Regions from separate parts of the Homo sapiens genome. Here region 2 is linked to region 1. A link is a contact called in ENCODE Hi-C data. All regions are on one chromosome and are shown on one strand. The core of a region is the stretch at or near the end of the contact, and the rest is flanking DNA. Distances in the headings are between cores, read along the strand shown. Region 1 holds the start of KCNH4 (potassium voltage-gated channel subfamily H member 4). Region 2 holds the start of VAT1 (vesicle amine transport 1).

Evidence for each region. A loop is a pair of places that touch in the nucleus more often than their neighbours do. Pooled maps may share reads with other maps.
Region 2: a loop to region 1 is called in a pooled map, with 5 times the contacts of the local background. The contact joins the promoter of VAT1 here to the promoter of KCNH4 in region 1. A Hi-C loop is called at or near these places in 2 of 168 maps with a recorded cell type or tissue (CD8-positive, alpha-beta T cell and naive thymus-derived CD4-positive, alpha-beta T cell), 1 of 37 single-sample maps with no recorded cell type and 7 of 50 pooled maps.

What each region holds. Positions count from the first base shown.
Region 1 is chr17:42,177,654-42,184,637 of GRCh38, forward strand. KCNH4 (potassium voltage-gated channel subfamily H member 4) reads right to left here and starts at 3,489. Exons shown (of 17, transcript NM_012285.3): 1 at 3,217-3,489; 2 at 1,140-1,373; 3 at 678-824; 4 at 447-574. The coding sequence starts at 3,292. HCRT (hypocretin neuropeptide precursor) reads right to left here. Exons shown (of 2, transcript NM_001524.1): 2 at 6,407-6,875. The coding sequence ends at 6,501. RefSeq lists enhancers at 730-1,231, 1,882-2,449, 6,013-6,072, 6,574-6,984 and silencers at 3,399-3,638, 3,645-3,920, 6,503-6,722.
Region 2 is chr17:43,018,707-43,025,690 of GRCh38, forward strand. VAT1 (vesicle amine transport 1) reads right to left here and starts at 3,679. Exons shown (of 6, transcript NM_006373.4): 1 at 3,230-3,679; 2 at 1-93. The coding sequence starts at 3,616. It overlaps RND2 (Rho family GTPase 2), which reads left to right and starts at 6,525. Exons shown (of 5, transcript NM_005440.5): 1 at 6,525-6,743. The coding sequence starts at 6,642. RefSeq lists a silencer at 6,349-6,488.

The sequences.
Region 1 (6,984 bases), core at 2,239-4,738:
CGCATTCCCTGTATCCCTAACAGAGGGTTGGGGACTCAATCCCCTGGCTTGGTCAGGATCCTAGGAGGTGGTACACAGGTCTAGATGCCAGGCCTGCAATGAGGGCTTTCTCCCTAGAACTATAGCAGCTTGCAATTTCACCACCCATGGTATAACCCTATCACCCCCGGGCAGGTGAGGTCATTGCTGCTAGAGCAATGTGACATCATCGGAGCAAAGTAATGTCAATCACCTAAGGGAATGAGGGAGATAGGGATAGAAGGATGTTGGGGGAGGATATAGGATGGAGCATATACCATATAGAGTAGTATATGGGAAATGGGTGGGCAGAGGAGCAAGCCAAGGAGGGACACCAGACAGACAGGGAAGTGGGGAGACAGTGGCAGGGGTGCCTCAGAATCAAGGCTGGAGGACTTGGGAGATGTTGGGTTGGGGGTGGGACTCACATTATTGGCCTTCATGCCTCCCTGGCCCCGGCGGCCAAAGTGGCCGGTCAGTCGGTGTAGGACAGTACGGCTCCGTCTTCTGGCAGACCGAAATTTCCAGGTGGCTCCCCTTCTACCAAGGGAGTTTTCTGTTGGGAAGAAAGGTGCAGAGATACGTTGGGGCACATCCCTTGCGGCTGGTTAGGCGAAGGCTTCTGACCATTCACACTGCCCGTCCGGACTTGCTGTTACCGTGATTACTGTCCCCGCGGCCTCCTTGGGGGCCAAGTCCTGGGCTTCCACTCTGAGTGATATCCTTGAAGGAAAAGAGGAACAGCACGACCTCCCCCATCTCATTCTTGATGGGCATCATGTCCAGGAGGCACCAAAAGGCTGAGCCTGTAGGCATGGAGAGAGGGAAGGGAGGAGCATGGGCAGCCCCATGGCATGCCTTTCTCCTCATCCCTCTCATCCTCCTAGACATAGTTAAGAGCTTGGCAAAGCAAGAACCAAAAGGAACCTCAGAGATTCTGTCAGCCGATTCCTTCATCTTTCAAATGGGGGAACCCAGGACCAGAGAGGTCAGGGATACGCTCCGTCACAGTCAGCTTTTGGCAGTGTGGGGACAAGCACTCAGACTCCTACTGTGCCCAGTGCCCTCTGGATAAGGCTAGGGGTCTAGGCAGAGCTGCAGGGTGGGGTGAGCCCCCTCACCATCCTTGCGGTAGAAGCAGATTTCAGCCCGGTGCTCCTGGTGGCCCTCCAGGGCTTTGTGCAGACGCTGCAGGGCTGGCTCACTGGTCTCTGGGCCGTAGAGGAAACGGCAGCTGCAGGTCTTCTGCATGACCTCGGTGCGACCGTAGCCTGTGAGCTCGCAGAAGCCGTCGGAGCAGTAGACGATGGGAAAGCCCCGTGTGCCCTGTGCGTTGGCCAGCAGGAAGTTGCTGTCTGTGGGAAGAAGAGGTCAAGGTCAGGTCAAGGCTGGGAGGCGAGCTAGCTTCCAGGTGGGCAGCACTTCCTCTAAGTTGGGGTTAGAAGTCACAGAGCCAGAAGCTTCCCAGGTTTCCATGTTGCTCCTGACCCCACTTTGGGATATTCTGAATTGAGAATTGGAGAAGTTGGAGCAAAGAGACAAGGACTTGAGACAGGACTTAAGCAGGGTCTAACGGGGAGTTGGAGAAGGACCCCAGGAGGTCATGCCATCCATCCCCCTGCCTTCCAACTGGTGAGCTGTCACTGTAGAAGGCAGTATAGCATGGTGAGTAAGAGCCTGGGCTCCTGCAACCCTCCACTGCCACTTACTAACTGTGTGACCTTGGGCAAGTTGATGACCTCTTCTGTGCCTAAGCTTTCCTTATTTGCAAAGTAGGGCATAATAGGCCTTCCTCACATGGTCGTTGTGAGAGTTACATGAGTTAACTTGGGGAGAACAAGTCCTAGCACATGGTAAGTGCTACTCTGAGAAGGTGAAATTTTTTCCCCACATTCACTTGGCTTTCTTCCTATTACAGAGTAAGCAGGGCAGAGATTCTGATGACACCACACCCATTTATTGATAGGAAACCAAAAGGCAGAGATTATCCAAACTCACAGATCTCCTTAGTGTGGGGGCAGACAGTGATGAGTGCTGTCTTCCTTCCCTGCCTTCCAGAGAAGGTCCACTTTTTAGCATTCTTGTAGCTGCTTTCAGGGGATCTGCCCCACTGCTCAAAGTCTAATGGGAGAGGGCATTGAGCGTATAGCTCCAGCAACCCCCAGCAGCAGAACCCGAGCTGTCTCCCTCCAGCTCCAATGGGTGGGAGGCCAGGGGGACTCCTGTGGGCCATCCAGGGACAGAGACTCAGCTAAGAGATGGGGCCTGTGACACAACCAGTCCTGGTGCTCTAGGAGGGATGACTGTCTGGGGGCAGGGAGGCTGATGGGGACACTGAAGGTGCCTGGGAGGCACTGGGCTCTGGGCACAGCCTCCTTCTTCCATCCCAGGGCCTGTTGCCCCGGTGATGGGCGCTATGGAAACAAGGTGGTGGGGAAGAGGGTAGGGCCCGGCGGCTCAGTTTCCGCCCTCGGGTACCGCTCCCCCACCATCCAGATCCCGGCCAGGGTTCCCGAGGGAATGGCGGGGTTGGGGGAGGTGAGGGCGGGGAATCTCTGGGTTCCAGAGTGGGAAGAGGGAATGGCGGGAGAAGAGGCGGGGGAGGAGTGATGTGGCTGTCCAAGGTGCTGAACCTGAAACCCAAGCTACGTTGGGCGAGCTGGGAGTTCCCACCGTCGCACAGACCGCTCCCCTCCTCCTGCCTCACCCACCTTAGACACTGACGCCCCACGATTTGGGGGCGCGCGACCTCAATCCAAACTAGGTCCTGCTGAAGTCTGATCTTTTCTCCTTTTTTTCTGGAGGTAGTGGGAGCTGGAGTCTGTGAGTAGACCCCAGAATGCCCGGCCACTTTGCCCCACTTCTGTGTCTCGGATACCCCCATACACGCCCCCAGCACAGCTCTGCCCGAGAGTGGGCGGCTCCGAAGGACCCTCCTCCGCTCTGCCGCACAAAGAGCCTCTTCTGCCTCGAGTCACACCCCCTAACCTTGGCCCCCGTGCTCTCGGCCCTTTCCCCTCCTCCCCTCGCAGGGCACTCCCCGCCCTGTTCCTGCACCGCGGCTTTGGGAGTTCCTAGACCCGCACCTCCATTCTCTCCCCTCGCCTCGGGTCTCACCATGTCCAGGAGATCCGAGACGGCCCCGAGGATACTTGCCCCCCAGCTCGAACCTCAAGCCCCGACCTCCGTCCCACTCACGCGTTCCGTCAAAACGGGTGGCGATGGTGTCCAGGAAGGTGTTTTGCGGGGCCAGCAACCCCTTCATGACCGGCATGGCCCCGGGGCGTGGGTTCAAGGCGCGGCGCTGGGGAGCTTTCAGCGCGGCCGGGCCGGAGGGGGCGCGCTGTCGGAGGGGCCGGGGCGCCCCATGCGCCCTCCTGCCTCCTCCCCTCCCTCTTACTGCCGCTGCCGCTGCCGCTGCCTCTGCTCCGAACCCCGTAGCTCTCGGCTCGGCTCAGCGCCGTTTCGGTCCCCCCCACCTCCCCACGGGCCAGGTTCTTCCCCTCGGGCTCGGCCCGCACCCGCCACGTGGCCCCACACGGGGAGGGGCCGCTAGCGACACCCGCACCCCTCTGGGCAGCCCTCCTCCCAGAGGGGAGCGGCCCACGCGTGTCTCTCGGGGAGAGAATTCGGGGCACGCCCACCGGGAGGGGAGGCCTGAAATGATGGGCGGGGCTTGAATAACAGACCCGCCCTCTTCCAGGCTGGCCACGCCTCCACACGTGGTTCCCTGGCTGCTCCTTGTGGCTCCACCTCGCGGGTTTTCCCGCGCGGCGTCCACGCTGGGCTGGTGTCTGGTTCACAGTGCCGCCTACTGGAGTTGACATATTTCGCAGCACCCACAGGCCAGTAGCTCCAGCGTGAGACAGCAAGGGTTAAGAGGCTAGTTTGCTGGTAGAGAATGGACAATGGGAAGGCTTGAAACCCCAACTCTAGAAAGCACCATTCTTACCTCCTGCCTCAGTTTTCCCAAGACACCCTGGCGAACTCTGCCTACTGAGACACAGCATGGTGGAATGAAAAGAGCTTTGGAGTCCACCAGGTAGAGTCCCAGCTCTAGACACCAATCGTGTGATATCCTCTCCAAGCCCACTTTCCTCATCTGTAAAATGGAGCTGATAATTCTTACCTGATGCAGTTACCGTGAGAATGTAATACCATAATGCATGTCTTTGGTACAAAATAAGTGTCTTGAAGGGCAGTTGCCTGCCTGTTTTCCCTCTTCCTACTGTCTTAATCCTCCTCTCTGCTGCCCTTCAAGTGGAAGAGAGGCTGGAGGCAAGTTTGGGAGAAACTACCTCTGAAAAAGATAGTTTCGAGGTGGGCAGAGTCATGGCTTGCAAATCTCCAAGGATGCACATGTGAACTTTGACCTCTAACTTCTCCAAGATGGAACCAGTACAGCAGCAAGAGGGACCAAAGTGAGACTAGACACAGGACTTTCTCACTACCTATGCAGAAAATTGAGGCAGCTGAGTTCTGTGGCTGAGGGTGGCTGCTTCCCACGACAAAACAGCTGAAGCAGTGAAAGTGGGAACCCTATGGGCAAGGAGGGCAGGCTAAATTCTCCCCACCCTCTGAGCTAGGTATTATCTGGGATGTTAGATTGCTAAGAAGTGCCACATTTTTCTGTGTCTCTACTTTTGTTGTTGTTGTTGTTCTTGTTGTTCTTGTTCTTGTTGTTTTTGAGACGGAGTCTTGCTCTGTTGCCCAGGCTGGAGTGCAGTGGCATGACCTCAGCTCACTGCAACCTCTGCCTCCTGGGTTCAAGCAATTCTCCCGCCTCAGCCTCCTTAGTAGCTGGGATCACAGGCGTGCATTACAATGCCCGGCTAATTTTTGTATTTTTAGTAGAGATGGGGTTTCGCCATGTTTGCCAGGCTGGTCTTGAACTCCTGACCTCAAGTGATCCGCCCGCCTCAGCCTCCCAAAGTGCTGGGATTACAGGCATGAGCCACGGAGCCTAGCCTGTGTCTCTACTTTTGGATGTTATATTAGTTTCCTAGGACTGCCATAACAAAGTACCACAAAGTGAGTGGCTCAAACAACAGAAACCTATTGTCTCACAGTTCTGGATGCTAGAAGTCCAAGCAAGGTCAGGTGAAGAGCGTTGGTTCCTTCTGAAGGCTATGAGGGAGAATCTGTTGCATGCCTCTCCCCTATCTTCTGGGGGTGGGGGTGCTGGCAATTTTTGGTGTTCCTTGGCTTGTAGGAGCCAATCTCTACCTTCATGTTCACATGGGTTCTCCCTGTGTGTGTTTCTGTGTTCCAATTCCCTTTTTTATAAGGACGCCAGTCACAGTGGATTAGAGGCCCACCCTACTCTAGTATGACCTCATCTTAACTAATTGCATCTGGAAGGACCTTATTTCCAAATACAGCCACATTCTGAAGTGCCACGGGTACGGACTTCAACATATGGATTTTGGGAACACCAGTAACAGGTGTCTTTGGCTGGAGTTGCAGTAAAATCTTGTACTGCCCCTGCTTAAGAATGTCCCATGACTCTGTTACCTACAAGATAAAGTGCAAAGCCCGATGATTTGTGAGAGCCTTTGCGAGCTGTGCTGCACTGACTGTAACTGTGTCCCTTCCTGAGCCTCTCCACTCCCCACACCCTATACCCCATGATGCAGCCATTCTGGATGACTCATTGTTGAAGTTCAAATTCCCTGCCTTTTCAGCAGGATTGACTCCCACCCCTTCCTAGCTGGATTCTGCTGCTCTATGCAGCTTGCCTGCCTTCCTTCCTTCCTTCCTTCCTTCCTTCCTTCCTTCCTTCCTTCCTTTCTTTCCTTTCTTTCTTTTCTTTTTTCTTTTTCTTTCTTTTTTTTTTTTTTTTGACAGTGCCTCCTTCTGTTGCCCAGGCTGGAGTGCAGTGGCCCAATTATGGCTCAAACTCAAACTCCTGGGCTCAAGCAATCCTCTCGCCCACCATACCCCGCTAATTAAAAAAACTTTTTGGAGAGATGTCTCACTCACTATGTTGCCTAGGCTCGTCTCGAACTCCTTGCTTCAAGGGATCCTCCTGCTTTGGCCTCCCAAAGTGCTGGGATTACAGGCGTGAGCACCGCGCCCGACCGCTGCAACCTTTCTTGCTTTCCTTCCCCTTCCGCGTCTCTGGGTAAAGTCCCCGCTACAGAATGCCTAGCAGAGCATCGTAGGAGTCCCGCATGGCCCGATCCAAGCATGCACCTGTGCAGTTCTCTCTGTGCCCCAGGGCCTTGCACTGGGAACTCCCCAACCAAGAGTGTTTCCGATTCAACCACGCAAAAGCTAAGGCTGGTGCCCGACAGCCGGGCTTCCAGGCCCAGCTGTCCTCCGCAAGACGCTTTGCCACCCCGGATGGGCAGGACGCGACCGCACAGGAACAGAGACCAGTCACACGAATGGAGACTCGTCTTTATTGCCTTTTTTCTGGGGGCTGACGCTGGGTGGGCAGAGGGCAGAGGCCTGGGCCAGGACAGGGCCCGAAGAACGACTCAGATCCCGGACTGTCCTCCGGGCGCGACGGAGGCGGCGGCCGGGGCGGAACAGCGGCGCCCGAGGCAGGGGCGCGGCGCTGGCTCTGCGCCTGCGCGGCGGCCCATGGTCAGGATGCCCGCGGCGTGGTTGCCGCTGGCCTGCAGGAGGCGCTGCAGCCGACCCTGGAGGCCCGGGGGCCCGGACCTCCGCTTGCCCAGCGTGAGGATGCCGGCCGCGTGATTGCCCGCGCCGTGCAGCAGCTCGTAGAGGCGGCAAGAGCAAGTCTTTTGACGACAGCAGTCGGGCAGGGGCTGTGCAGCCGCCCCGGACGACAACAGCGCGGGCGGCAGCAGCAGCAGCAGCAGCAGTAGCGTCACGGCGGCCCAGGAGACCTAGGGAGACGGAGACAGGGCGCTGGGGGGGTCTTCCCACGGCGCCCGCCACCAGCTCCCACGCCCAGGACCTGCCCCTCTGGCTCCGCGCCCCCTCCAAGCCTGCACT
Region 2 (6,984 bases), core at 2,429-4,928, 840 kb after region 1:
GGCCTCAGGAATCAGGAAGGTCTGGACCGAGGGCACAGTCACCTCTTCCTGCCACATCCCTGACCGGTTCAACACCATCACCCGGTCTCCTGCCTTGAAGAACAGAAGAGTATCATTCAGTCACTCATTCATTCACCCACAGGCTATTTACTGATTTCCCCCTAGGTACAAGGCTACCTTCTTCCAAATGAAGTAGCAGGAGAAGCAGCAATAGTCATGGTAATAATAATAATAATAACATCATCATCAACAACAATAACAACTCACCTTTACTGAGTGCTGACTGAGGGCCGAGCCCGATTTCAAGTGCTTTATATATAATGCTTAATTAACCCTTACATCAGTTCTTTGAGGCAGATACTATCCTTATCATCTTCTTACAGATCTTACATGTCACTATTGTGTAAGATCCCTGAATGCAAGAAGCTTACAGTTAGGGCAGCATGAAGTATTGTGGAAAAGATCAAACTGCTGTGGTTACAAAAGCGGTCTCAACTGTTTACTGACTGTGTGACTTCGGATGCATAAAAATTACTTAATCTTTTTGAGCTCCACTTTTCCAGCTCCAGTTTTCTTATCTGTCAATTAGGGCAGTTTTTCCAAATGGAAAAAAAAAATTTTAGCACAATGTCTGGCACATAATAAGCACTTAATAATGTTAGCTAACAATAATAATAATAATAATATAATAGCAGCAAGGAAGTCACACAACCAAAAGAAGACGGCACTGTGTGGTCAGGGCCATACCAAAGTGCAGGCAAAGTTCTCTGAGCGCTTACAGCAGGGTGTGGTCACCTCGGGAGAAGTGTGTTTGAGCCAGCACTGGGAGCCCAGAAAACATCTTCACTCAGAGATGGTGCAGGAGGGGCAACAGACAAGAAGGGCTACAGAGGCCTACGCAGCAGTAAAAGGCTTCCCCCCCACCCCCACGAGAGCCTCTGTGCAGGAGGGAAAGGGGACAAAGATAACAGAACCTTTCTCTCCAGCTTAGCAAGTGGGGTCAAGGGAAGGGCAGGGAAAAGGAGGGAGCGTCAGGAGAAAAGACTTCTCTGCGCTCTCTGAAGAGCATGAAGAGGGAGGTGTGGGTGCTGTTCTGGGACAATCTGGGTCTGTCTTGATCCCTGCCAGGAATGATGGGAATTCTGTATATTAACAAGAGTTAGGGTCCATGGGGAAGGGGGATGGGACTGCCACTTACGCCCTTTTTCATGTCCTCAAGCCCCCACACTCCACTGAATACGAGAACTGAGGGCATGCTGGGGTCTTTCCTTCCAAGTTCTGGCCTGAGATGAGGTCTGGAGAACAAGAACGGAAGCCCTCCACCCAGGGACTCAGGACTAGCAGATACAGAACAACCCAGGAGAGCTGCGAGGAGTGCATTGGTCATTTAGGGTCATGGCCAGTCCCAGATTTGACCCAGAACAAGTCTCACTTACCCTGGCTCATGCTAACCCTCAGGCCATCCAAATCAGGGCCATGACCCCTCCCCAACCCAGACACCAGGAAGGAGGAGGAGGGAGAGAGAGGGAAGGGCCCTCCCCGCAGAATCCAGGCTCTTACATCAGATTCTTGCCCTGGACAGGATATCCTGTATTTACCAGGCGGAAAGTGTATGGAGGGGAGGTGAGGTGGGTGGCCTTCAGCAGTAACATGAACTACAACTACCTCCCGAAAATATTCCTCTTAGACGCCTGCTCAAGAGTGGGATCATTTAGAAGTCAGTTTGAGGGTGGGGCCAGAGCTGAATTCAGAGGAAAGCCTTAAGGAGAAGCTGTTTGCATACAGGATGAATCCAACAAACCTGGCTCCAGAATTGGGCTGGCAGGTCTGCAAGAGGCTGCATCTGTGGGGCCTCTCATTGAGGGGTCTGATTTAAAAAGGAAACTCCTGGCCAAGCGCAGTGGCTTATGTCTGTAACCCCAGCACTTAGGGAGGCCGAGGTGGGCAGATCACCTGAGGTCGGGAGTTCGAGACCAGACTGACCGACATGGAGAAACCCATCTCTACTAAAATACAAAATTAGCCAGGCATGGTGGCGCATGCCTGTAATCCCAGCTACTCGAGAGGCTGAGGCAGGAGAATCGCTTGAACCCGGGAGGCAGAGGTTGCGGTGAGCCGAGATCGCGCCATTGCACTCCAGCCTGGGCAACAAGAGCGAAACTCCGTCTAAAAAAAAAAAAAAAAAAAAAGAAAAAGAAAAAAAAAAGAAACCTCTAAACAAATGGCGTGCTGAGGCCTCATCCCAGGTCTCTCAAAAAGCTGATCATTTTGAGCTCTCTGGTGTCCAGGGTTGTGGCCAAGATTAATGATAAATGAGAAGGAGAAACAGGCCTGCAGACTTGGCCAACCAGTTCAAGGCGCCGCACCTCTCCGTTCCAGTCCAAACCCCTGGCACTGGGGTTTCTGAAGTGGGGGTCCTCTGCAGGAGGAAGGCAGAGGTGGGTCCCCCCTTCCACTCCCCGCCCCAGGCATTCCCAAGGGCAGCCCCGGGTCGTGGCCCGAAGGCTGAGGGCTGAGTCACAGGAGGAGGAGATACTGCAGTCACGGGAGACACAGAGCCCAAGACAAAGATCGGATGACCCAATCCCGCCTCCCCCACCCCAAAATCAGATCGGCGGTGTAAGGCTGGTGGCGGTGGGGTAGCAAAGGCTCTCTCTCCTCCGTGATGGGCGTGTCTCGTCTCTTTGGCCTTGCTTTGGGAGGGGCCGCCTCACACCCCCACAGACCACGGGGCTGCATGTGACCAGGACTCTGGCACGGCCGCTGTGCCCCCGCCCAACCCCGACGACATAGCCCCTCAAGCTCCCTCGGGGAAAGGGGGCACTAACCGTCACTCATAGTCACAGACCACAATTACCCAGAGAGTGTTTGGTGGGTAGGGGTACAGGTGTGGTTTTAATGGGGGGGGGGGGGGGGGGTGGGGACGGTAGTGTGGTTGTGCGCATGCGCATGGGCACCTTATTGTTTTCCCCCCCACCAGCACAGCTTCTGGGCGGCGGCCACAACTAAAAATGGTTGGGGAAGGGGCGATAATTTCGTCTCCCCTCCCCACATAAATGCCGCTCTCCAGGAGCCCCCAAACACAAGTTCCTTGGCTACGCTTTCCACGCTCGTGCACCCAGGTCCGCGCCAGTTTCTCCCGCCCTGCCACACCCCCGGCGCTCGCCCACTCGTGCCCCACTGCCCAGTGGCCTGCGCAGCCCTGCCCTGCCCTACGCAACCCGCTCACCTTGCGGTCGCTGACTCCCTCGCCCACTGCGATCACAACACCCGCGCCCTCCATGCCCGGAGTGACAGGCAGAGGCGGGAGACGGTCGTACAGCCCCTGCCTAGCCATGAGGTCTGCGAAGTTGAGCCCGCAGGCCCGCAGACGCAGCGTCAGCTGGCCGGGCCCAGGGGCCGGGGGCGCTGCCGGCCGGCTCTGCAGCTTCACCTTGTCGTAGCCTCCAAAGCCGGTGAGCACTAGGCAGCGCAGCAGTGGCGGCGAGGCGGCGGCGGCGGCGGCCCCTTCGGAGGCCGCGGGATGCTGGGGGTCGCTCGCTGCCTCGGTTTTCGGAGGCGGCGAAGAGGCGTCTTCCCCGGTCGCTGCCTCGGCTACCTCTCTCTCGTCGGACATGGCTGGGACTCCCGACGAGAGCGCACAGCTGGATGGAGAGTGCACAGCTGGGGAAGGCGGAACGCGTCGGGAAGAGCCGCGGCTGCGGGATCCAGCGGGAGGGGCGGGGCGCCGGGCGAGGCGGGGCCTCGCGCTCAGCCTTAAAGGGCCAGGGCCATAGTGGCGCAAGCTGGGAGAGCACGAAAAGGGGCACCAGGAACGTCTGTGCTCTTGGGATCAAGCCGACTGTGATTTATTTATTCATAGTAAACCTTATTCAAATTAAAAACTATTTTAAGGGATAGGCCTGGCGCGGTGGCTCACGCCTGTAATCCCAGCACTTTGGGAGGCCGAGGCTGGTGGATCATTTGAGGTCAGGAGTTCAAGACCAGCCTGGCCAACATGGTGAAACCCCCGTCTTTACTAAAAATAAAAAAGTTAGCCGGGCGGTAGTGGCGCGCGCCTGTAATCTCAGCTACTTGGGAGGCTGAGGCAGAGGAATCGCTTGAGCCTGGGAGGCGGAGGTGAGCCGAGATCGCGCCACTACACTCCAGTCTGGGCAACAGAGTGAGACCCTGTTAAAAAAAAAAAAAAAAAGGGCCGGGCGGCGTGGCTCACGCCTGTAATCCCAACACTTTGGGAGGCCGAGGCGGGTGGGTGGATCACCTGAGGTCAGGAATTCGAGACCAGCCTGACCAGTATGGTGAAACCCCAGCTCTACTAAAACTACAAAAATTAGCCAGGCATGGTGGCAGGTGCCTATAGTCCCAGCTACTAGGGAGGCGGAGGCTGGAGAATTGCTTGAACCCAGGAGGCGGAGGTTGCAGTTAGCCAAGATCATGCCGCTGCACTCCAGCCTGGGCTACAGAGGGAGACTCCATCTCGAAAAAAAAAAAGGCCGGGCGCGGTGTCTCACGCCTGTAATCCCAGCACTTTGGGAGGCCGAGGCGGGCAGATTACGAGGTCAGGAGATTCACCTGGCTAACACGGTGAAACCCCGTCTCTACTAAAAAATACAAAAAATTAGCCAGGCGTGGTGGCAGGCGCCTGTAGTCCCAGCTACCTGGGAGGCTGAGGCAGGAGAATGGCATGAACCCAGGAGGCAGAGCTTGCAGTGAGTCGAGATCGCGCCACTGCACTCCAGCCTGGGCTACAGAGCGAGACTCCGTCTCAAAAAAAAAAAAAAAAAGTTAAGGAACAGTCCCAAAACTTGAACTTACATCAGATTTGGAGTTAACTCATATCAGATTTGGAGTCAGCCACCTGTGGACTGGAGTCCAACTACATTGTGTCTCAGGCTCTGACATCTAACCCAGGCAGGGATGAGACTTAATTCACTGTGGTCTTGCAGTGGCAAAGTAGAAGCATGGAGACCAAGCCTTTAAAACTTTCTGACTTTGGTGTTAACGTTCTGTTCCTCATTTTCCCTTCTGTAACATAGTGATGATGCTGCGTGCTCTAGTTATATTTATATTTTTATTTTTTTGATACAGGGTCTCACTCTGTCACCCAGGCTGAGCGAGGTGGGGCGATCACAGCTCCCTACAGCCTCAAACTCCCGGCTTCAAGCAATCCTCCCACCTCAGCCTCCTGAATAGCTGGGACCACAGGCATGTGTCACCACGCCCGGCTAACTTTATGTTTTACTGCTCTTTGCAGAGCAGGGCTACCCCATAGGCAGCGTGCCTAGAGTGGCCAAACCTAGCTAAGTTTTGATTTTTTTTTCTAGAGAGAGGGTCTCGCTAATGTTGCCCAGGATGGCCTCAAACTCCTGCACGCAAGCAAGCCTTGGCCTCCCAAAGTGCTGAGTTTACAGGCGTGAGCCACCGCGCCCAGCTTCTAGTTATCTTTACAGAATTATTTGCAGCATATATTATTGACTCGAATTGCCTCGATATAAAAAAGCACTTTTTTTTTTTCGAAACTCTATTGCACAAGCTGGAGTGCAGTGAGGCAATCTCGGCTCACTGCAAGCTCCGCCTCCCGGGTTCACGCCATTCTCCTGCCTCAGCCTCCTGAGTAGCTGGGATTACAGGCGCCCACCGTGCGGGTTTCACCGTGTTAGCCAGGATGATAGTCTCGATCTCCTGACCTCTTGATCCGCCCGCCTCGGCCTCCCAAAGTGCTGGTATTACAGGCGTGAGCCACCGCGCCCGGCCTATTGTCAGACTCTTAATCAAGCCTGACTTTTGGGTTTAGCTCTGGCTCCAGCAGAGCAACTCTGGCGGTTGGTTCTTTCTCTTCCTTATCTCCTTGTCCCCAAGCATCCACCAGAGGACGCAGCTCCCCCAAAACTTTCCACCCAGTGCTTGGCTGGAGGAACTCAGTCCACGCTTCTCTGCTAGTCTAGGCCGGCGGTTAAGTCAATGTAACCGGAGACCCGGCTGCCCGTTGCCATGGGGACGGAAAGCTATGATGTCACCACCGTCCGGGTGGGTGTGCTGGGGTTCACCCTCCCATTTCCCCAAGACCCCCTGCCAGGACATAGGCGGACGCGGGAGAGAAAACCAAAGAGGCTCCCTCCTTCCCCTTAGCATCTCTCTCCCGCCGTGTTCAGGAAGTGGATGGCTGCCCCAGCTCTTGTCCGCACTGGTACACCTGCGTGCACGCGTGGGTACACAGCAGGCCCGAGCTTCGCGCTTGTGCCGCTCATATTCTACCCCTAAGAACTTCGCTTGAACTCTGACCTGCCCTTATATCCGAGAAAGTCAAATAAGCCCAGTTCGGCCTGTCCCAAACCGGCAGGGGCCCCTCAGACCACACCGGCGGGCTGGACCCCGGCTCTGAGGCCTCTGTTCCCAGGGCTCCGCCCAGATCTTCTGGGCCCCGCCCCCCGGCTGCGGGGGTGGGAGGAGGGGCCGGGGGGGCGCGGCCGCCTGGCTGGGGGCGGGGCGGAGGGGGGGCCGCGGACCCGGGGCGGGGGCTCGGCGCGGGCCCGCGAGATGCCGGTGTTGGCGGCCCGAGCGGCTGCAGTTGCAGGGGCGGGGGAGGCGGCGGCGGGGCCCGGGAGAGGGGTGGCGTGGGGGACCGGCGCGTAGCCGGGACCATGGAGGGGCAGAGCGGCCGCTGCAAGATCGTGGTGGTGGGAGACGCAGAGTGCGGCAAGACGGCGCTGCTGCAGGTGTTCGCCAAGGACGCCTATCCCGGGGTGAGGGACCTGCGTCTTGGGAGGGGGACGCTAAGGCTGCTGGGGGGTGGGTGACAGGGGCCCTGGCGACGGATGGGAATGGGTACTCGGGTAACCAGGGACAAGAGACAGGGGGTCGGAGGACGCGGGGAGGCCTTGAGGGCTCAGGAAGGACTGCAGAGGATTGGGGTGGGAGGAATTAGGGAGCAGGGTGAGATAGATGGGGTTTGGGAGAACCAGAGCATCCGGGAGGGAGGGCGAG